2 separate regions of the Mus musculus genome follow, and region 1 is linked to region 2. A link is a loop called in an ENCODE intact Hi-C map of the cell type or tissue named here. Cell type or tissue: gastrocnemius. All regions are shown on one strand. Each heading gives the region's core, and the rest is flanking DNA. Links, peaks and the distances in the headings are about the cores only.

What was found. A loop is a pair of places that touch in the nucleus more often than their neighbours do. Peaks named below come from ENCODE experiments on the same cell type or tissue, not always from the same donor. Only the 100,000 strongest peaks of a DNase experiment are listed, where the experiment ranks them.
Region 1: a loop joins it to region 2, with 5 times the contacts of the local background. A loop is called at or near these places in 37 of 42 quality-filtered maps.

What each region holds. Positions count from the first base shown.
Region 1 is chr11:68,976,315-68,986,954 of GRCm38, reverse strand. It overlaps Pfas (phosphoribosylformylglycinamidine synthase (FGAR amidotransferase)), which reads left to right. Exons shown (of 28, transcript NM_001159519.1): 28 at 1-1,254. Gm32384 (a long non-coding RNA gene) reads left to right here and starts at 3,387. Exons shown (of 4, transcript XR_001780244.1): 1 at 3,387-4,315; 2 at 7,946-8,062; 3 at 8,560-8,664; 4 at 9,914-9,951. In gastrocnemius, for the core only: a CTCF peak has its summit at 4,098 (motif pointing right); DNase peaks (open chromatin) are centred at 3,758 and 4,098.
Region 2 is chr11:68,900,212-68,910,851 of GRCm38, reverse strand. It overlaps Rpl26 (ribosomal protein L26), which reads right to left and starts at 9,286. Exons shown (of 4, transcript NM_009080.2): 1 at 9,228-9,286; 2 at 8,410-8,582; 3 at 7,533-7,673; 4 at 6,318-6,487. The coding sequence starts at 8,577. The coding sequence ends at 6,359. It overlaps Gm22608 (a small nuclear RNA gene), which reads right to left and starts at 2,836; the gene lies at 2,730-2,836. In gastrocnemius, for the core only: a CTCF peak has its summit at 5,930 (motif pointing left); DNase peaks (open chromatin) are centred at 5,570, 5,919 and 9,330; H3K4me3 peaks cover 1,872 bases; H3K27ac peaks cover 4,712 bases.

The DNA of each region.
Region 1 (10,640 bases), core at 927-8,926, 77 kb before region 2:
CAAGGTCTCTCTGTGTAGCCCTGGCTGTCCTGGAACTCACTTTGTAGACCAGGCTGGCCTCGAACTCAGAAATCCACCTGCCTCTGCCTCCCGAGTGCTGGGATTAAAGGCATGCGCCACCACGCCCGGCTTGTTTGTAGTCTTAATAGGATTGAAATAATAATAGCTCCTTAGCTTGTACTGCCAACCTAAATAGGTGCTGGGTAACTTATGTGTCTATCATAAAGATTAAGGTATTTGAGAGGTGTTTCCCAGTTAACAAAGCAAAGTTTAGTGATAAACTGTCTATGATTGGTTCCAACTTAAAATGAACAGCAAGGCGCCCTACCCACCCAGCTACATCTGCCTGTGAAGATCCTGCAGTCACAGATCACGTCTTGGTAGTAGCTGTTGTACCGACAGCCACCTTCATCATCCGTTGCTTCCTACTTACTTGTACGGTAGACTCGGGTAGCCCCCTAAGAAGCTCGATGTCATGATTAAAGGAGTTTCCTTATAAAAACAGACTAGCATGTTGGATTTCTAAATATTTCAGGGTTTGGGGGAATGCAGAACACTTGTGCTTCTGCAGAAGTAGCACCCCAAGAAGGTACTAATGGTGAATAGGTGTTAAGCTGCAGGTTGTATGTCCATCTGAGTATTAGAACACTTGCCTAGTATCTGTGTTTCCTGAGTTTGATTCCCGTCCAGCACCACCAAAGGAAGATATTTGGAGATGGGAAGTCAGATCTTTCTCCGTTTTGCATTGCAAAGTAACTTTTCCTAACTAGAGTGATTCTAAGGATTTTGTTTGTATTTTCGAGACCCATATGATGTTCTGGCTGGCTTTGAACTCATAGCTGAGAGTAATCTTGAAATCCTGGTCTTCTACCAAGTGCTGTGTTCTGACCTAAGTACCATTTTGGACATGTGAACATTCCCTTTGATGCTGTGGAAGAATATATATTTTGCTTATGGTGGTACATGCCTTTTATCCCAACACTTAGGAGATAGGGGCAGGTGGATCTTTGTAAGTTCAAGGCCAGCCTAGTGAGTTCCAGGCTAGTCAGGACACTGTCTCAAATTTATATATTTAAAGTATTTATGAAAGTATTTTTGTAAGCCTGAGTAGGCAAGATGGCTTAGTGCAGAAGTTTTCAACCTTCCTAATGCTGTAACCCTGTAATACAGTTCCTCATGTTATTGTGGGCACAACCATAAAGTTTTGGTTGCTATTTTATAACTGTAGTTTTGCTGCTATTAAAAATCATAATGTAAATGTCTGTTTTCCGATGGCCTTAGACCCCAAGAGGATCGTGACCCACAGGTTGAGAACCGCTGGCTTAGTGGGTGGGGGTATTTGCTATCAAGCTTAATGCTTTGAGTTCAGCCCCTGGAACTCACGTGGTGACAGGGAAGAACCAACTCTGCAGTTGTGATGGCTTACTTGATGCGCCATGGCACATGCGCACAAGCACACACACCTGTTAGCACACATGTAGACAGGTGTGTGGTACTTGATGCGCCATGGCACATGTGCACAAGCACACACCTGTTAGCACACATGTAGACAGGTGTGGTGGTACTTGATGCGCCATGGCACATGCGCACAAGCACACACACCTGTTAGCACACATGTAGACAGGTGTGTGGTACTTGATGCGCCATGGCACATGCGCACAAGCACACACACCTGTTAGCACACATGTAGACAGGTGTGTGGTACATTCCTTTAGTCATATAAACCACTCAGTGATACTTTAGTCTTCGTTAATGGAAAATTTCCAATAAATGGAAAAAGATGCCAAGTGGTCCAATGGAAGTGTGTTGTGCGTGCAAGGGCCGATGAGTCATTCCTGGTCTTGCGTTCACCTTTTAAGACTTACTTTACACTTGTGTGGTTTGCCTGTATTTGTGTGTGCCTGGTATCAGAAGAGGCCTTCAGATCCCCTAGATCTGGAGTTATCAATGGTTGCAGAATTGAAACCAGGTCCTCTGAAAGAACAAGTGCTCTCAACAGCCGAGCCATCTCTCCAGATTTACACCTGAATCTTTAAACACCCTTTACAATAGCATCTAAACCTCTTAAGCAAGTCCTGTCCTCGTTTCACCTCTAACAGATTTTTAAACAAATCCTTGGTTATATACAAGGCTGTCACAGCAGCACAGAGACCTCGGCCCAAATCACCATTGTGATCCCACCTTAAAGTGAATTCCAGGACAGCCAGGGTTACACAGAGAAACCCTGTCTCAGAAAAACCAAAACCAAACAAAAACCCAATGCTTTAATCAAAGATATGTCTCCCAAGCAGTGTAAACTCCACAGTCCCAGGAACTCTGTCCTAACAGTGTCAGTAAGTCTATGTGGAATAAATAAGTAGATATAAAAGTTGATTTATTTTTCCCAGGTACCTTCTCTGTGTAGCCCTGGCTGTCCTATAGTTGCTCTGTAGATAAAAGGTGTGTGCCGCCACCACCCAGCTCGCATAGATTTTTGTTGTTTTGTTTTTTTAAGTATTTGTCCTTGGGGCTGGAGAGATTGTTGCAGGAAATATCTTTTAAAAAAAAAAAAAAAAAAAAAAAAAAAGAACGTCACATTCCTGTGCTTGTGCCTTTGGGGTCTGGCCAGCTATGCACTGGCAAGCAATGGCCAACCTGTTTTTAATCTCATGGAGACTCTTGACCCAGAACTCCACAATCTCTCCACCCAGCTTGTTAGGTTCTCACTGGTGGGTCACTACCACACCAAGCCCATGCTTCAAATCCCCTACAGCCTTTGTGGTGCACATCTGGCAAACCCACTCCTTGCTGCCGTACCTTTCTCTCTTGAACCCAGATGAGCTAGCTGAGTGAAGGAAAACACAAAACAAACTTAGTTCAGAAACAATGGTAACTCAGTCTCTGGGCACAACAACTAAAACCTAATCTTGTAAGCTTTATTAAAATGTGATTCCTCCAGCGGTGAATCCTTGAGGATCCACCATGGTACTGGGAAACTCTAGCAGGTACATCTTACTTATGTAAGATGCCTTGTGCTGTCCCCAGTCGAAAAATGGTTATAAGTACTGGCTGCTCTTGCAGAGGATCTGGGTTCAATTCCCAGTAATTCCCAGCATCCACATGGCAGCTTACACTGTTACTTCAGTTCTAGAGGATCTGACACCCCCACACAGACAGACAGACATGCAAACAAAACAATGTACTTTAAGTAAACGAAGAGGTAGCAATATGAGATAAACCATGTAACCATTTAAAGATTCATCTATTTATGTAAATGAGTGTTCTATCTGTAAATACATCTGCATGCCAGAAGAGGACATCAGATCCCATTGCAGATGGTTGTGAGCCACCATGTGGTTGCTGGGCATTGAACTCAAGACCTCTGGAAGAGCAGTCAGTGCTCTTAACCTCTGAGCCATTGAGCCATCTCTCTAGACACACATGTGGATTTTTCTTTTCTTTTTTAAAGATTTTTCCTTAATAGAAAGTGGTGTCAGTGGACTGGGTTTGTAGGTAGATTGCTCTGCAGTTCTCCTTTCTCTTTGGTTGGTTTGTCCAGTCATTCTGTGTCATCAGGCCAATGAAGGACACTAACTTGACATTAGTTTCTCATCGTTTCTCCCTTTGTATCTCTCCTCTCCCTTCTCTAACTTGTCTCTCTTCAGTTTTATAGGAGGATAGATATATCACAAAATTAGGCACATTACTGTCACTTTCTGTCTGTGACCTGGTGATTGCAAGGATGGCAGGCAGCCAGCAGGAGGCTTGTGGACAAGAGGGCCAAGTGGGGACTACCAGATGAGAGTTGCTTTCTCTAGGAACACCCCAACCACCAGGTACCCTCTGCTCTCTAGCATCACTCTGTGCTTCACTACAGACTGTCACGGGGCTCAATAGATCTCTCTCTCTCTCCCTCCCTCTCCTACACACACACACCATCACCACCACCACCACAAACAAAAGACATGCCCATACAAGGATGTGGGTACTAGGCAGCAGTGAGCCTGTGGACTGAAGATGTTGCCTCCAGGAGCTGTGCCAGGGTCTAACTGTTGTCTCATAGCTGATGTTCTTGAGACCCTGTGGTGTTAAACAAGCAAGTCTATGGTTGGCCACTCGGGGGCAGCAAACAGCCAGAGGTGAAGCTAAGGAATTGCTGGCTAGACCTAGGCATTTCTAGGGCTTAATCCAGGTAAACTGGTCTTTAGGATTGCCTTTGGCACAGGGTCACCCAGCACAAACAGACATGAGTAACAACATCTGTCCGTTTGGCTTCAGGAGCAGGAAGGGTGGCACAGAGGGCTGTCTGTGAAGCTGGCTGGGGCCTGTCTACCAGGTAAGGGTTGTGAAGAACCTTGGCTTTGTGGCACACTGGCAGGAAGCTGAACCAGGACAAGTGATTTCTTTCTTTGACTTTAAAATGCTCTCAACAGCACAGGGTTCTGGAGGAAAGAACACAACAGTTTGCCTGTATAGAGCGCTGAAGAGGTGTGGCAGCACTATAGGAAAACAATATTTTCAGAGGCTGGACAGGGTATGCTAACTAAGGAACCAAATGGTTGAAAATGAGTCTGTCTGGGCCAGGAAGAGCCAACTAGAAACAAACCCAGAAACACCTAGCAGAACATGTTAAGGAATCAGGACAAGATCCAAAAACAGTGGGAAAGCAGTTGAAGAGGTGGATGTAGCGATGCAGGGATGAACAGATCTGTGATTTGGCTGTTTTGAGATAGGTGCTTGTGTAATGTACACTACACTGGCTGTAAACTCACTGTATAGCTGAGAGTGGCCTTGAACTCCCAGTCCTCCATCCCTCACCTCCAGAGGGAGGGCCGAGGTTACAGGAGTGCACGACCACAGCTGGCTTTGTATGATGCTCAGAATCGAGCCTTGGACTGCATGCATGCTAGACAAGCTACTGTACTGAGTTTTACTCTCAGCCAAACTTGTGACCTAGAGATTATAGTAGCTGCAGAGAAGGAAAGAGGATGGGAGGTGGAGAGAGTCCAGTGTGGAAGCTATATACTGACCACATAGCAATCGTGTTGGCCTGGAAGAGTAGTAGGCCTTAGGGATGGAGAGAAATGGGAGGCCAGGAGGTGGTGGTGCATGCCTTTAATCCCAGCACTATACAAAGAAACCCTGTCACGAAAAACCAGAAAGAAAGAGAGAGAGAGAGAGAGAGAGAGAGAGAGAGAGAGAGAGAGAGAGAGAAAGAAAGAAAGAAAGAAAGAAAGATAAAGAAAGCAAGCTGGGCGAAGTGGCACCCACCTTTAATCCCAGCACTTGGGAGGCAGACGCAGGCAGATTTCTGAGTTTGAGGCCAGCCTGGTCTACAATGTGAGTTCCAGGACAGCCAGGGCTGCAAAGAGAAACCCTGTCTCAAAAAAAAAAAAAAAAGAAAGAAAGAAAGAAAGAAAGAAAGAAAGAAAGAAAGAAAGAAAGAGAGAGAGAGAAATGGCAGGATTTGAGAACCAATGGAAATAACCAGAAAGTGGATATGGTGTGTGTGTGGGAGGGGGTGTGGAGAAAGTGTGAAGAGGGCATAAGGAAAAAGATGGTAGAGAAGAAAGCCAGCCAGTAATGAAGCCCAGAGCCCTGGCCTGCCCCCTGGATCACTGGTATACAAAGCTTTTACTATTGGCACATTTGGAAGCTAAGTTTATGCTTTGCTTTGCAATTATTGAGTTTGAGGGGTCAATGGGACATACTGATAGAAGTATGTTAGAGGGGATATCCAGGAGGCAGTTAGAAGAGAATGAGGCACTGGGATGTGGGTGGATAAGGAAGTTTATCTATGGGCAATGTGCAGGTCTGAGAGCTCAGACCGGCTACCACTGTCAGGTCTAACCGGTAGAGTAGGTTTGTATTGCCCAAGTACCCTAAGATGTCCTGGAAGGTATCCAGGGAGACAGAAGAAAGTGTCCTCTTCCCCCCTCGCCACTGAGTCCTACTAGCTCAGCTGGCCAAATCTTTGCCCAGAGGCAAAGTCCTCTCTTTGCCACTACAGTATGGTAGACCCTCCCCACTCTCTCAACACCTCACCTATGGGAACTTACAAGGATTTGGCTGAGAAAATAGGTGAGAAAATTCGGCTGTGTGTAGCTTTATAGACTGGATCCTGTGGGTTTCCATAAGGGATACCACCTAAGGGGTTCCCCAAAGGACAGGTACAGCCACTGGCCAGAGAGCAAGGATTCTGGCCTGGGTGGTGGGCCAAGGAACCTCCTAGTGCCCTTGTCACTGTGGGTCTTTCCTATTGAGGTCCATGGGATTGAGAAAAGTTGTGACCATCCTCAGACCCAGCAGGCCACCAGGTTAGAATCTGATACCCCACACCCTATCATCCATTAGCTTGTCTGAATCTTGTCCTCTTTCCACCTCTGAAGACAAGTCTCAAGAAGGGTTTCCAGATTTGGGGGGTGGGGGGGATATATATAACTTGCTTTGGGGAGAGTGGGGATATGAGCTGGCTCCAGACCCAGGTTCCTCATGGCAAAAGTTATAGAGCAGTAGCCATGGAATAGTTGTCTCTGAATCCTTTTTTTTTTTTTGGGGGGGGGGGGTTGAGACAGGGTTTCTCTGTGTAGCCCTGGCTGTCCTGGAACTCACTGTGTAGACCAGGCTGGCCTCGAACTCAGAAATCTGCCTGCCTCTGCCTCCCGAGTGCTGGGATTAAAGGCTTGCGCTACCACGCCCAGCTTTTTTTTTTTCTTCTTTTTTTAAGATTTATTTATATATGAGAACACTGTTGCTGTTTTCAGACACACCAGAAGAGGGCATCAGATCCCATTACAGATGGTTGTGAGCCACCATGTGGTTGCTGGGAATTGAACTCAGGACCTCTGGAAGAGTAAGTCAGTGCTCTTAACCACTGAGCCATCTCTCCAGGCCCTCTCTGAGTTCTTGGTGCTGGGGTTTAAATAGGCTTGTCACAGGGCTACTCATAACAAAGCATAGGCTGCAATGCTACGAGGTAGAACTCGTGATAGGGGTTTGGGTCCTGGAGCTAAGGCCCACAAGAATAAGTAAAAGGTTTTCATCATTTCTCCCTGGTAGTGTATGAAGGAGCAGGGTTCACACTGTAGCCAGCTTGAAACTTACTATGTAGCCTAGGATGGTCTCAAACTTGAGGTGATCCTGATTCAACCTCCAGAGAGCTGGAAATGCAGGCCTTAACTAGCCACACCTGCATAAAAAAATATCAGCTATGATGTTTACCTAGTGCTCTGAGGAAATGAAAATAAAATGATCTGAATAGGTCTCTGCCAGGGAAAATGCCCCACTTCCTTTTAGGGTGGCTTTGAAGGCAATGTAAACAGAGTGGGAAAGAAAAGGTCTGCTCCATCTGCCTTCTTTCTCCTTATCATTTCCGCACCACCACCGCCCAGCTCTGCCTAGTGGTAAGGGCTGCACATAAGGGCCTTTTCTGCTACGCTGTACCCTCATCCCTGCCAGCACCCCATGGCTTTGCACTCACTCACTATGCAGCCAAGGGTGGCTGTGAACTTCTTTTTTTAAACGTTTCTTTTCATGGAGCTGAAGAGATGACTCAGACCCTAAGAGCTCTTGTAGAGGACCACAGTTTGGTTCCCAGAACCTACATGGCAGCTCGTGACCATCTGTGATTCTAGCTCCAAGGGATCTAGTGTCCTCACCTGGCTTCCTGAAGCACCAGGCACACACATAAGGCATACATACAGATAGGCAGGTACATGTGACTACACACAGATAAGAATGTTTTTAAACTAAAGATTTATCTTGATTATATTTTCTTTTGGCTTTATATACCTGGGGGTTGATAAGAATGGCTCCCCAGGGTACCCTGTATTTGAATACTTGGTTTCTAGTAGTTGCTGGGAAGGATTAGGAAGTGTGGCCTTGTTGGAAGAAATATGTCACTGGGGGCCTGCTTTCAAGTCTCAAAAAACTCTGGCCATTTCTAATTAGCTTTCTTTGTCTCCAGCTTTTGGCTCGAGTTTTCTCAGCTCTGGCTCCAGCCACCAGCCTGCTACTTCTGAACCTTCATCGTGAACTCTAACCTTTGAAGTCCTAAGCCCAAAAACCTCTTCTGTAAGTCTTGGTAAGTGTTTTATCTCAGCCATAGAAAAGTAACTAATATGACTGTGTTCTGTTGTTTTGAGACAATCTTGCTACACAGCCTTGGCTAGCCTGGAACTCACTCTGTAGACCAGGCTGGTCTCAAACTGGAGGAGATCCACTTGCCTCTGCCTCCTGAACTCTAGAATTAAAAGGCATACACCACCTGGCTCCCTAGTTTATTTTTTAGTTACGTGTCTGTGTGTGTCTGTGTGATACACATGTGGGTACAGATGTCACAGAATCACACTTAGGTCTTCTGCAAGAGCAGTTGGCTCCACATTCAGAAGCACTGAGCCATCTCTCCAGCTTCCTGTCCTCCCTACTGTGTTTCTCAAGAGCCACCATGGCTGGTTTACTCTGTGGTGGTACCATTCTCTCTATAGCCCGAGCTGGCCTGAAGATCCTCCTGCCTCAGCCTCCTGAGTGTTGGAATAACAGAAGTGAGCTTCCAAGCCTGATTAAACTTTTTTTTTTCAGGTTTGAAGTACGCTTTATTAAATATTAAATGCTGACCAAGAGATCAGCTTCGGTCAGGACCACTCCCTGGGGCTTCCAGCTGCATGGCCAAAGCTCTGGATTTTGGTGAGTGTGCTTAAGCACTTTATTCTACTTTAGTGTGGTTCTAGCACTTTCAGAAGCCTGAGGGAAGGCCATCTGGGATAGTCTGAGTAAGATCTTGTCCCAAAACCAAATAAGCAAATGAATAATATATCATATATTGGGGGTGTGTGTGGAATAAATGGCTTAGCCATTGAGAGCCCTGGCTGCTCTTCCAAAGGACCTAGTTCAATTCCCAGCACCCACAAGGCAGCTCAGACCTGTAATTCCGGTTCCAGGGTGTCCATGGCACTAGGAATGCACATGGTGCACATATAGATGCACACACAAAATACTCATTCATAAAATACAATAGCCGGGGGGCTGGTGAGATGGCTCAGTGGGTAAGAGCACCCGACTACTCTTCCTAAAGGTCCAGAGTTCAAATCCCAGCAACCACATGGTGGCTCACAACCATCCATAACGAGATCTGACTCCCTCTTCTGGAGTGTCTGAAGACAGCTACAGTGTACTTACATATAATAAATAAATAAATCTTAAAAAAAAAAACTTTATTAAAAAAAAAAAATACAATAGCCGGGCGGTGGTGGCACATGCCTTTAATCCCAGTACTTGGGAGGCAGAGGCAGGCAGATTTCTGAGTTCGAGGCCAGCCTGGTCTACAAAGTGAGTGCCAGGACAGCCAGGGCTACACAGAGAAACCCTGTCTCGAAAAAAAACCAAAAAATAAATAAATAAAATAAAGCCTTTTCCTGTTTTATTTTTTTGAGACAGGGGTTCTATATGTACCCCTGACTATCCTGGAACTCACCACCTGGTCTTGAACTCAGAGATCCACCTGCCTCTGCCTTCTGAGTTCTGGGATTAAAGGTGTATACGATTATGCCTAGCAAAATAAATATATCCTTTAAAAGGATAATAATATACTTTTATTTTTAGTGAGGCATGGTAGCATGCCTGAAATTCTAGCACTTGGGAGGCTGAGGTACTACTACAAATTCAAATTCAAGGCCAGATTGGACCACATAGTAAGACCCAGTCTCAAACAGAACCAGGAGGCCGAGGGATGGCTTACCGATGGCAATCAATGATGTTGCAGAAGACCCGGTTCAACAGCATCCCACATGGTGGTCTGTGCCTCTGGTTTGAGAGGTTCTGATTCCCTCTGGGAATACATACAGGCCATACATACAGTTTGGTACTTGTAAATAAAAGCCTCATACACATCAAGTAAAATTTAGGAAAGATAACTGAATACTTGTTGCTTTTACAGAGGATTCAGGTTTGGTTCCCAGAACCTCCATGATGGTTCACAACCATCCCTAACTCCAGTTCCAATGGAATCCAACACCCTCTTCTGAACCCCGTAAGTAACACACACACACACACACACACACACACACACACATACACACACACACACACACACACACACACACACACGCAGGCACACACGCAGGCACGCACACAGAGTGCACATACATTCAAGGACAAACATCTCTATGTTTAGAGCCAGCCTGATCTACATATCAAGTTTCAGGCCATCCAAGACTCCATAATAACAAACAAACAAACAAAACAAGCTAGTTTCTCTTGTGTTCTTATGCACTTTATTCCATAATGTACAAACATTTTTCTGAGTGAATATTCATGACCTTCACCAACATTTCAAAGAGACTCATGGCAGGGCTGAAGGCTTGAAGCTGCTGCATACAGGAACTATGTTGCCTTAACTCTTCCATAAAGGGATGCTTGGCACTGATTTGCTGTGTCTCTGGGGGCCAGGGCAGTCTTTGTTTTCCCCCATTTAGATTTATATATTTAATTTTATGAGCCTGCACCGATGCTCTCCATCTGGTCTATCTGGTGTCTGTGAAGGTCAGAAGTGGGCAAATACCCTGGAACTAGAGTTGCAGATGATTGTGAGCCACCGCGTAAGTGCTGGGAATTGAACCCAGGTCCGCTACAAGAGTAACATGTGCTCTTAACTGCTGAGCTAT
Region 2 (10,640 bases), core at 1,548-9,547:
TCGGGATGCAAAGGCAGGCAGATCTCTATGCGTTCCATACCAGCCTGGGCTACATGGCAGAGATCTTGTCTAAAGCTAGATAGATATGCAAACCCCACAATAGTACAATAAAAATGACAATTTTAAAAGAAAATGGCTGCTGGGCGTGGTGGCACACACCTTTAATCCCAGCACTCGGGAGGCAGAGGCAGGCGGATTTCTGAGTTCGAGGCCAGCCTGGTCTACAGAGTGAGTTCCAGGACAGCCAGGGCTATACAGAGAAACCCTGTCTCGAAAAACCAAAACAAACCAACCCCCCCCTCCAAAAAAAATCCCAGCATTTGGAAGGCAGAGGCAGGCGAATTTCTGAGTTCGAATTAGGACTATACAGAGAAACCTTGTCTCAAAAACAACAAGAAAGAAAGAAAGAAAGAAAGAAAGAAAGAAAGAAAGAAAGAAAGAAAGAAAGAAAGAAAGAAAGAAAGGGAAAAGGGGAAGGGGAAGGGGAAGGGGAAGAAGGGGAAGGGGAAGGGGAAGGGGAAGGGGAAGAAGGGGAAGGGGAAGGAGAAGGGGAAGGGGAAGGGGTAGGGGAAGGGGAAGGGGAAGGGGAAGGGAAAGGGAAAGGGAAAGGGAAAGGGAAAGGGAAAGGGAAAGGGAAAGGGAAAGGGAAAGGGAAAGGGAAAGGGAAAGGGAAAGGGAAAAGGGAAAAAGGGCCTTTAAAAACAGTTATCATAGCCAGGCAGTGATGGCGCATGCCTTTAATTAATCCCAGCACTTGGGAGGCAGAGGCAGGCTAATTTCTGAGTTCGAGGCCAGCCTGGTCTACATCCTGAGTTCTAGGACAGCCAAGGCTACACAGAGAAACCCTGTCTCAAAAAAAAAAAAAAAAAAAAAAAATCCTAGCACTCAAGAGGCAGATTTTTTGTGAGTTTGAGGCCAACCTGGTCTATAAAGCAAGTTCCAGGACAGCCAGGATTACATAGAGAGAACTTGTCTCAAAACTAACTAACCAACCAACTAATTAGCTAACTAAAATGGGGGGAAGGGTGGTAGTCACCACATCTAACTCAGTTAAGTGAGCAAAGGTGACACTGTCACTAAACAACCAGCTCTTGGTATGTTCTGTGCTGACTAGCTGCTGACCTTTGAGAGCGATAAATACATCGTGCTATCTAGCACTGGTGTGGCTCTTCACAGTTCTTTCAAAAATTTAATAAACATGATTATTACTGTGGGGTTAGGGAGGGGAGTATGCACCACACAGCATATGTGTGGAGGTCAGAGGACAATCTTGCAGTCTGTTCCCTTTTTTCACCTTTTCTTTTCTTTTCTTTTCTTTTCTCTTTCTTTCTTTCTTTTTTTGGGGGGGGGGTGGTTTGGTTTGGTTTCAGGCAAGGTCTCTCTGTGTAGCACTGGCTGTCATGAAACTCACTCTGTAGACTAGACTGGCCTTAAACTCAGAGATCCGCCACCTGCACTCTGCCTCCCAAGTGCTAGGATTAAAGGCATGCGCCACCACTGCCTGGCCCCTCCTTCCACGTGTGAGCGGTTCCTTGGCATTGAGTTTAGACTGTCAGGTTTGCAGCAGGCACCTTTATCTGCTGAGTACTCTTGCCTGCCCTCTTTATAGTACATGAAACATTTTAACACAGGGCCAGGACACTCTGCTGGAAAGTAACACACATCCCTGGCCCCGTGCATAGCAGAAGTTAACTGAAGGGCAAGCTTAGCTCTTTCCACAACATTCCTTAACTCTGGGACAAGAGAGCCCTGTGCAGTTCTCTTAGGAGCTAGAAGGCAGTATTCTCACCCTTGAAGGTCAGCCTGTGACCTAGTAAGTTGCTGTTCATGTGAGCAGGCACGACTGTGGTGCAATGGCACTGAATGCCACCCCAGTGGGCCCAGACAAGACCGAGCAGACTGGCTTTTGCTCTCCTGCCTCCATTGTTTCTTTTCCTGTTGAGAGGTGAGAATTTACCAAGGGTTTGCTAGTCATGAGGAGGAAGTGACCTCTCCCACCCCCTCTCCAAACTTATTACCCTCTCAGAAGCCCCATTGTATCTGTGAGACTTGGAGCGATTATCCTGCCTTTTAAAAAAGAGACCAGACTTGGTTATAGACCAAGACTTTAGTTGAGCCAGAGCTTAAGCCTCGTGTGAGAAAATATGTCACAGGCTCCTTACTCCACCAGTAAAAGCCAAAAATCTTTAGCCCACTTTCCATCTTTTCATAGTCAATTTGAGTTCTATAAAGATTAAACAGGAAAATCTTTATAGTGAACAAAGGGTCCCAGAAAGGTAATGCAACCCTCCCTCCACTTCTGTACACGGGGAGGGAGAGACTCTGACTTCCACTGTAAAACTAGTCTGCAGAGTCTGCTTAGTCGGGTATATGGGAACTACGCCTCTCAAGACAAGCCAGCAGGACCAGGGTTCAAGTCCCGGCACCCACATGACTGCTCACAACCAACTGTTAACAACAGTTCCATGGGATCTTCTGGCCTCCTTGGGCACTCCTGCATGGTACACATATACACATATAGACAAAGCATATTCATAAAATGTCTTAAAAGATTAAAATAAGCCAGGCGTGGTGGCACACGCCTTTATTCCCAGCACTTAGGAGGCAGAGGCAGGCAGATTTCTGAGTTCAAGGCCAGCCTGGTCTACAGAGTGAGTTCCAGGACAGCCACGGCTACAGAGAAACCCTGTCTCAAAAAAAAAAAAAAAAAAAAGATAAAAAAACCAAAAAACCCTATAGACTGCTTCATGATTGTGTGTGTCATCCTTGCAAAGGGGCCACGCTGAACTTTTCTGTGACCTCCCAATGTCACTATATGTGCTCCTGAAGCATGCACTCTTATAGTCTTTTGAAACTTTCAGGTAATTTGAACCCATTTGATCCTCACGCCCACTAAATGCCAGGATTATACGTTCTCACCACCATACCTGGCACAACAGTGCATTTTTTGAAAAGCAAACAAACATAAACACTGAGAGGACAAATGTATTTTCTAGCTGAGAAGAACCTATGGTTGATAAGTGGGTGATCTTGATTCCCCAGACTGAGATGATAACAAACAGTGAAGGCCATTTTGGGTGTGTCGGGGGACACACTTCCCTCTCTGCACTGCCAGCATAAAGAAGTCAAGGAGAGAGAGATGTCCACATCTGCAAAGCTCCCAAAAAAGAAAGTAATGTTGGGACTCACTGTACCCCTCACACAGCCGCTCAGATGGTGGCTATGTCTCTAGGGTTGCCATGCAACCAGGAGGTGGAAGATCAGCTCAAGGGAGGGGTGTAGTAACTGTCCTAGTAATCTGGGCCTCCTGCACCCTGCTTGACTATAACAAAGGACAATGTCTTGGAAGGAGAATGGAATGTGAGCCGCTGGCCAGGGACAGAACAAGATGTTGGACCCTAAAACAAGCTGGGAATGATGTCCTTTCCTGTCCAAAAATAATGCTGCTTCCCTTGATAGTCACAGTGGCTCACCAAAAACATAATGGCCAGGGCTGGACATCTGTAACTTCCGCTCTTAGAGGGTCTGCTAACCTCTTTTGGCCTCTGGGGGCACCAGGTGTGTTTGGTGAACCTATCCACATACAAACATCCCTACACATAAATCTTTTAAAAAGTAACGAACAAAAGTCCCCAACTCTTCATTGAAGGTAAAATCTGCTGGTAGCAGGCAGATCATGAGTTACCCACTATTGGTGGGTTAACATCCCTTTTCCTGTTTGAACTTGTTTCTCATGACACCTCTCTTTGAGGTAGGCAACATCAGGGATTACGGTAGTGTCCCAGAAGGGGCCCGGCATGAAGGATGATCAGAAGAGATTTTAGTTAGTTCTGGGACATGGAGGAAGACAGATGTGGAGGATAAAAGGCTTTTATTTAATAAACTAATCGACTAATTGAATTATTGACACAGGGTTTTTCTGTGTTGCCCTGGTTGTCCTGGAACTCACTCTGTAGACCAGGCTGGCCTCAAACTACTGAGGAATCATCCCTGCCTCCCGAGTGCTGGGATTGAGGCATGTGCCACCACGCCTGGCTTGAGAATCCTTTATTAATCCAGTTCATGGGCCTGAGCAACACCTTCTTCTAGGTCTTGAGAGCCGAACAGTGCATGGGTCCTTTGCCTGGATCACAGTCATCCCGGTTCTGAGCTGTAAGCCACAGTTGGCCCTTCTAAGTTAGAGCAGTGACTTCAAGCCAACTTTTATGTTGTGCTCCAGAAGCCTGTTGTTTCCATGGCAATAGTCACTTCCTGGAATGCACTGACCTGTGCCAAGAATACAACATAATTTTATATTCTTGAGGTGTACACGAGAGGCAGATTTGGGCCAAGATCCAGCCGATTCTGGCCTACATTTGAAATACTTCAAGCAGACCACACAATTCTTCCTGCATGTTACTGTAAGAGCAGTTTCTCTTGATTTAATGAGGTTGGGAGCTGCTGGATGTGGGTACTGTGAACTCAACCCCGGGCCTCTGCAAGTACAATGTGTAGTCTTAACTCCCGAGTCAATTCCCCGGCTTCCAATGTGACTTTTAACTTTTAAAGCTTTTTGCGTTTTTATACGTATATATTTGCCTGCATGCATCTACATTCCCAGAGTCCAGATGTTATCAGGATCCCTAGAAATTGTGCCATCATGAGATGCTGCAAACTGAGCCTGGGCCCTATGAAAGCTTCAACACAAGTTTTTGAGTGCTGAATCATCTCAGTTCCTATGCTCAATTTCTTTGTGGGTGCCGGGGACCTGACTTGAGGTCCAAATGCATACATTACACTTTACTGATAAGAGAACTAGTTCTCAAGCCATGCTCTCTCCTGGTTTTGGCTTTGGCTTTTTCTGACCTGGAATGTCATACCACAGGGCTTTCAGATCAGCCACATCCCCCATGCGCTAAGCAAGTCCAGCTTCCACCTCTCCTTCACTGAACCCGCGTCACTGGCTGGTTGCTCTCTTTCTTCACCTGGATCCCTCCTCACAGCTATGGAGGACAAAGTGCTTAAGGTCTTCAAGTCATGGTCAAAAGGCACAGCCTACAAGAACATGGCAGTGTAGCAGTGCAGCCATGCCTACACTTGACAACTCCTTTCCTGACTTACTAGGGGAAAGCTGTTGGGAGTTTTTTCTTTTGTTTTTTCAAGCCAGGGTTTGTGTATAGCCCTGGAACTCACTCTATAGACTAGGCTGGCCTCAAACTCAGAAATCCACCTGCCTCTGCCTCCCTTAAAGGTGACATTTTCTTATTTTAAAAAAAAAAAAAAAAAAAAAAGGCAATGTAGCCAGGCATGGAGGATCCCAGTTTGTGGCCAGTCTGGCCTACACAGTGAGACCCTATCTCAAATGAGCAAAAAAAAAAAAAATAGTAATAATTAGGCATGGCCTCGTACTCCAGCCTTTCTATTCCACCTGTGCTCACTGTGCTGCCCCAGGGTATGAGGCCTTGGGGATCTGCTGAGGCAACCATCTTACTTGGAGACCCTGCCAGGCTTTGCTGAAACATCAGCCAAGTGCTACAGTGCACGGTTCCTCTGGTTACTGTTAGATACCTAAACCCTCCAACCCGGCAACAGCTGCCAACTGCAGGATACTCCAGACATGGTTCTGTCAGTCCTTTTAGGAAATTATCTTGCTAATATGACCCAGGCTAGCCTCAATACTTCTGCTTCTACCTCAGCTGGAATTTCTGATGTGCCCACTGCTGCCTGCAACTCAGTTATAGCACTGATCCAACATTAGCACAGGGAAATAAAATCTTATCACCAGTAATAAAATTCTCACTGTATTGAAATCTCAGCAGCCAGGTTTTCTCCGGTGAGACAACACATGTTTTTCCAGAGTTGGAGAGCTGGCCAGCTGCTCCTTCAGAGGAACTAAGCTCAAGTCTGGGGACCCAACAATTTAATTCAAGGGGATCTGGTGCCCTCTTCTGGCTTCTGTAGACACTGCAGGGATTTGATATACAGATGCACACACACAGGTACAAATAAATGTCAGGGTTCTCCCAATATTTTAGGCCCTATGAGATGGTACCAGCCTCCAAGACCAAACAACCTGTAAGACTCACAAGGTGGGAGAACTGACTCTTAAGGGTCCTTTCCAGGTACCAGTCGATTAGGAATATTTTCAACTGGCTATTCCTATAAATAAGGGCCATTCCAAGGTTTAAATTCATCATAGCTCCTGATTCCACATAACTTGTCATAGTGCTATCAGACCATCTGAGGGTGGCTGTCCTTTCCAGACCCCAAAGACTGACACAGAAGCAGAGTAAGCCACAGAAAACAAGGTACTTGGAAAACACCACACAAGACAGGACTACTTAAGCAGTCTTTAATGAAAGCCGTGCACGAGATGTCTCTACTCCTGCATCTTCTCGATCGTTTCTTCCTTGTATTTGCCCTTCTCCTTTCCTACTTGTCGGGACTTGGCTTTCCTCTCCAGGATCTTCTTGCGGTCCTTGTCCAGCTTTAGCCTGGTGATAACGACCTGCACAAAAAGAAGCAGCCCTAAGCTTTAAGCAACAACGTAGGCCCAATTACAGGTCCCACTTTCCATTCCCTGAACCCAGGGTAGTAGATACCTAAATGTCTCTTTCTAAAATACAAATGATGATGCAGCTTTGGAGCAGAAGCTCAGAGTTTATCCAGCTAGTCTAATCTTATCACTTGCTGCACTAAGGACCAGAGACCAAGAACTGACCACTGCATTTTCCTTGAAAACTGAGCTAGTGGTGGAAAGCAAAAACCAAACCCAAAAACCACTACAATGTTACATACAGAAAATGTTCTTTCTGTTAAAGGTCCTGAGTTCAACTCCCAGTGACCACACGGTGGCTCACAACCATCTGTGATTGGATCAGATGCTCTCTTCTGGTAGTATCTGAAGAGAGCAACAGTGTACTCATGTACATTAAAAGACACCTTACATGGGGCGTGCATTGTGGCACAGGACTTTAATTTCAGCACCCAGGAGGCTGAGACAGGCAGACCTCTGAGTACCAGAAAAACAAAAACTCAGAGCTCACTAAGGTCATGTGCTGGGCTGGAGAGAGGGCCAACAGACCCACATCTTTGATCTACATGGGTTCCACACACACAGAAGCAACCATGACATGTACTATGTGGTGGGGAAGGGAAAGAAATCATGGTACAATTTTAATACTGATGTTGTCTGTCGGTCTTTTGGGTTTTCTGCAGTTTGAAAATTACATTTTTAGCACTAATTTAAGTCTGAGAACCCCCTTAAGTGGTTGCTGTGCACATTAAACAATCCAATCACAAATTTGGAATAACTGACATGAAAAGTATATATAGGACAGGTATATGTATTATGGGATGTTCTACTTTGGCTTATATAATCAGTTTATGGGATCACAACCTCAGCTCCAGGTTGCTTTTTACTGCCAATACCTTAAGCCCACTTCATAATGGTGTTATCAATGGCCTCACTGATCACAGGGGCCACTTGCAGGTGCCATGTAAACAGCAATCAAGCACCAAAGCTAGTGGTTTCCTCCTTCAAAAACACCCACCTTGCTGGGGTGGATGCCCACATGGACGGTTGTGCCATTAGCCTTCTCTCGCTGGACTCGTTCGATGTAGATGACGTACTTCTTCCTGTACACTTGGACCACCTTGCCAATCTGCTGGCCTTTGTAGTGTCCGCGAACAACCTGAGTGCAAGTGAAAAAAAAACTGAGCAAGGGCTAGAGTGTAACCCAGAGAACCAGAACTGCCGAATCATTCATACACTGTGCACCTCCAGCAGACCCACACGTCCCCTTTTTGGGGTGGGAATGGGGTTACTGGGACTCAAATCCAGGACCTGTATATACAAGGTAAGCACTATGTGAACAGTGAGCTAAATCCCCAACCTTTTCATCTTCACAGACTGGAAACAAACCAGGCCAATCACCTATAGCAAAGAAAGGCTTTCTAAATAACAGACAAATCAAGACTGTTGCCATCCTATAGCTGTTTTCAACCCATGTCGATCCTCCCAAAGAAGTGTTTCATTTTATTAAGTATTCTTAAAAAGTGTTAAGATGTGCCAGTCTCGAAGTGCACACCCTTTATCCTAGGGCTCTATCTTATCTCTTTTCCAGGTCAGCCAAGGGCTACCTACACAAAGAAACCCACCCTGCGTTCTTTTAAAGACTTCCAGAACTTACCAATCACTAGCTATAAATTACAGCTACAGATAATCTCTCCCCAATAGAGCTAATAGAACCCCACACAAAGACATTAGCAAACCGCTGAGGCAGGACCAAAAAGCACACTGCTTTCCAGTTCTTTTGATGCAAAGCAACCCTTTCATACATCAAATGCAGGTTTTCTCACCCCCCCCCGCGCCCCCCAAATAATCGTAAAATTCCATTCAGCTTCGCCTCGCCAAGCAAGGACACATACCTGAACTTCGTCATCCTTCCGAATGGGCATAGACCGAACGTTATACTTCTGTCTCAGCTCTTTGGAAAGAGGGGAAGACATGATCTTCCTCCGAATGTGAGAGGGCGCATTGAAATGCCGTTTGCGGTTCTTGCTTCGGTCAGAAGTCACGAAGGGATTGAACTTCATTTTGGCTTAAAAACAAACAAAAAAAACAAAAACAAAAACCAGAAGACCCTTTAACGTTTCAAGTCTCAACCAGTTCCCTAAACAGCATCAACTCCACTCTGAAAGCACACAACGTTCACTGGAAGGTATCATGCTCGGTTACTCCAGACCTTCCCATCTGAGGGTTTTTTCGTCTTTAAAGACTGAAAACAAGATGAAGACTCTGCCATTAGTAACACCTATCCTACTTTTAAACTTGACTTTCCAACTTCAGCATCCCGGGAGGGTCCTACACAGCGTCGGTCTTTACCTTCTCATTTACCGCTTCTGGTGCTCTGCATTTTGCCCCCCACTTGAGCATGGAAGCAAGGGCGGATCTCCAAGCCCTCCCAACTGGCGAGAGGGCAACCGCACGGCTGACCCGGGGCTTATGATTATTTAACTCCATCTCCATGGGCCCCGCCGGCCTTCGAGTCCACGAACCTGGTCCCCTTAACCCTCTCCAGCCCCGCGGGCCCTGGCTAGGAAAGACACGGACCGAGCCCGCCCCAGTTCGGCTCCCTGGCTGATGCCGGGCCAGCAAGGCCGTCTCGGGGCCTCGGGACAGAAAAGCCTCCTCGCCTCGCCGCGGATGGCTGCGGATTACCAGCGACAACCCGCCGAGAACTCACCGGCTGCGATCCACCGATGGCCGCAAAAGGAAAGAGAACTACACGCGACTTCCGGTTCTGTAAGTTGCCGCGAGATCTCGCGAGAGTCTCGGAGCGAAAGGGGAGAGGAGGTTGGGAGAAAAGAAGAAACTAGGAATGGGAGTTTAGCGACATCTAGCGGCTCGGAGGGGGACTGCGAGGGGTCCTGACGTCATCCCTCGGAGGTGTGCGTGGTAGGCTTAGTCCTCTGGGGAAGGCAGTGCTCCTGGGATGAAGAGGGTTGCTTAGGGACGGTAGGCCGGCGTGAGAGGACCTGGGGGACCTCACCCTTTCATTCCTGGGCTCCGGGCGAAGCGCAAGACCTACTTTTAGGCGCCGAGTGGCTCTGGGACCTTGGCCAGACGGTTACCTCGGTGACTTGACCCATAGGAGTTAGTTCTTATAATTAGCCCCAGCCGGCCGCCCCCACATCTGGGTAGACTACTCTGGGTCCTTCTGCGAAATTGAGACCATCCCTCACCTGGACGGAAATAGGTCTTGGCCCCCTGATGATGCCAAGTTGCCGGTTCAAATCACACTTAAACAAACAGACCCGAGGCCAGATCCCCCGGAGCTCCCGGGGACTGGACCACCAACAAAAGATTACAGGCTCCGGTCACAAACGGGGCAGAGGATGACCTTGTTGGACATTAGTGAGAGGGGCGGCCCTTGGGCCTGAGGGTGTTCCATGCCCCAGTGTAGGGGAATGCCAGGGCGGGAAGACGGGAGTGGGTGGATGGGTGGGGGAGGTAAGGACAGAGGGGATGGGATAGGGGAGTTCCGAAGGGGAGACCTGGAAAGGGGAAAACATTTGAAATGTAAATAAAGAAAATATCCAATTTAAAAAAAAAAAAAAGGAAAAGCCGGCATTGGTGGCGCCTGCCTTTAATCTCAGTACTTGGGAGGCGAGGCAGGCGGATATCTGAGTTCGAGGCCAGCCTGGTCTACAGAGTGAGTTCCAGGACAGCCAAGGCTACACAGAGAAACCCTGTCTCGAAAAACTGAAAACATGAAAAGAGAAAAAGAACGGAAGAAAGAAAGAACGGAAGAAAGAAAGAAAGAAAGAAAGAAAGAGAGAAAGAGAGAAAGAGAGAAAGAGAGAGAGAGAGAGAAAGAAAGAGAGAAAGAGAGAAAGAGAGAGAGAGAGAAAGAAAGAAAGAAAGAAAGAAAGGAAGAAAGAAAAGAAAGAGACACGGGGTGGGGGGACACTCTCATCGCAGACAGGTGTACCCTTTAAAACTATGACCTCAACCCCCTCCTGAGAGTTCTCGGTTCCAGATCTGATGGAGGTAGGTCAAGGGGATCCGATTCTCTGCAAATGGGTTCGGAGGCATCGGTTTCTGTAGATAATATAGCCGTCATGCTAACAGGAGGCACATACTGTCTTAAGATACA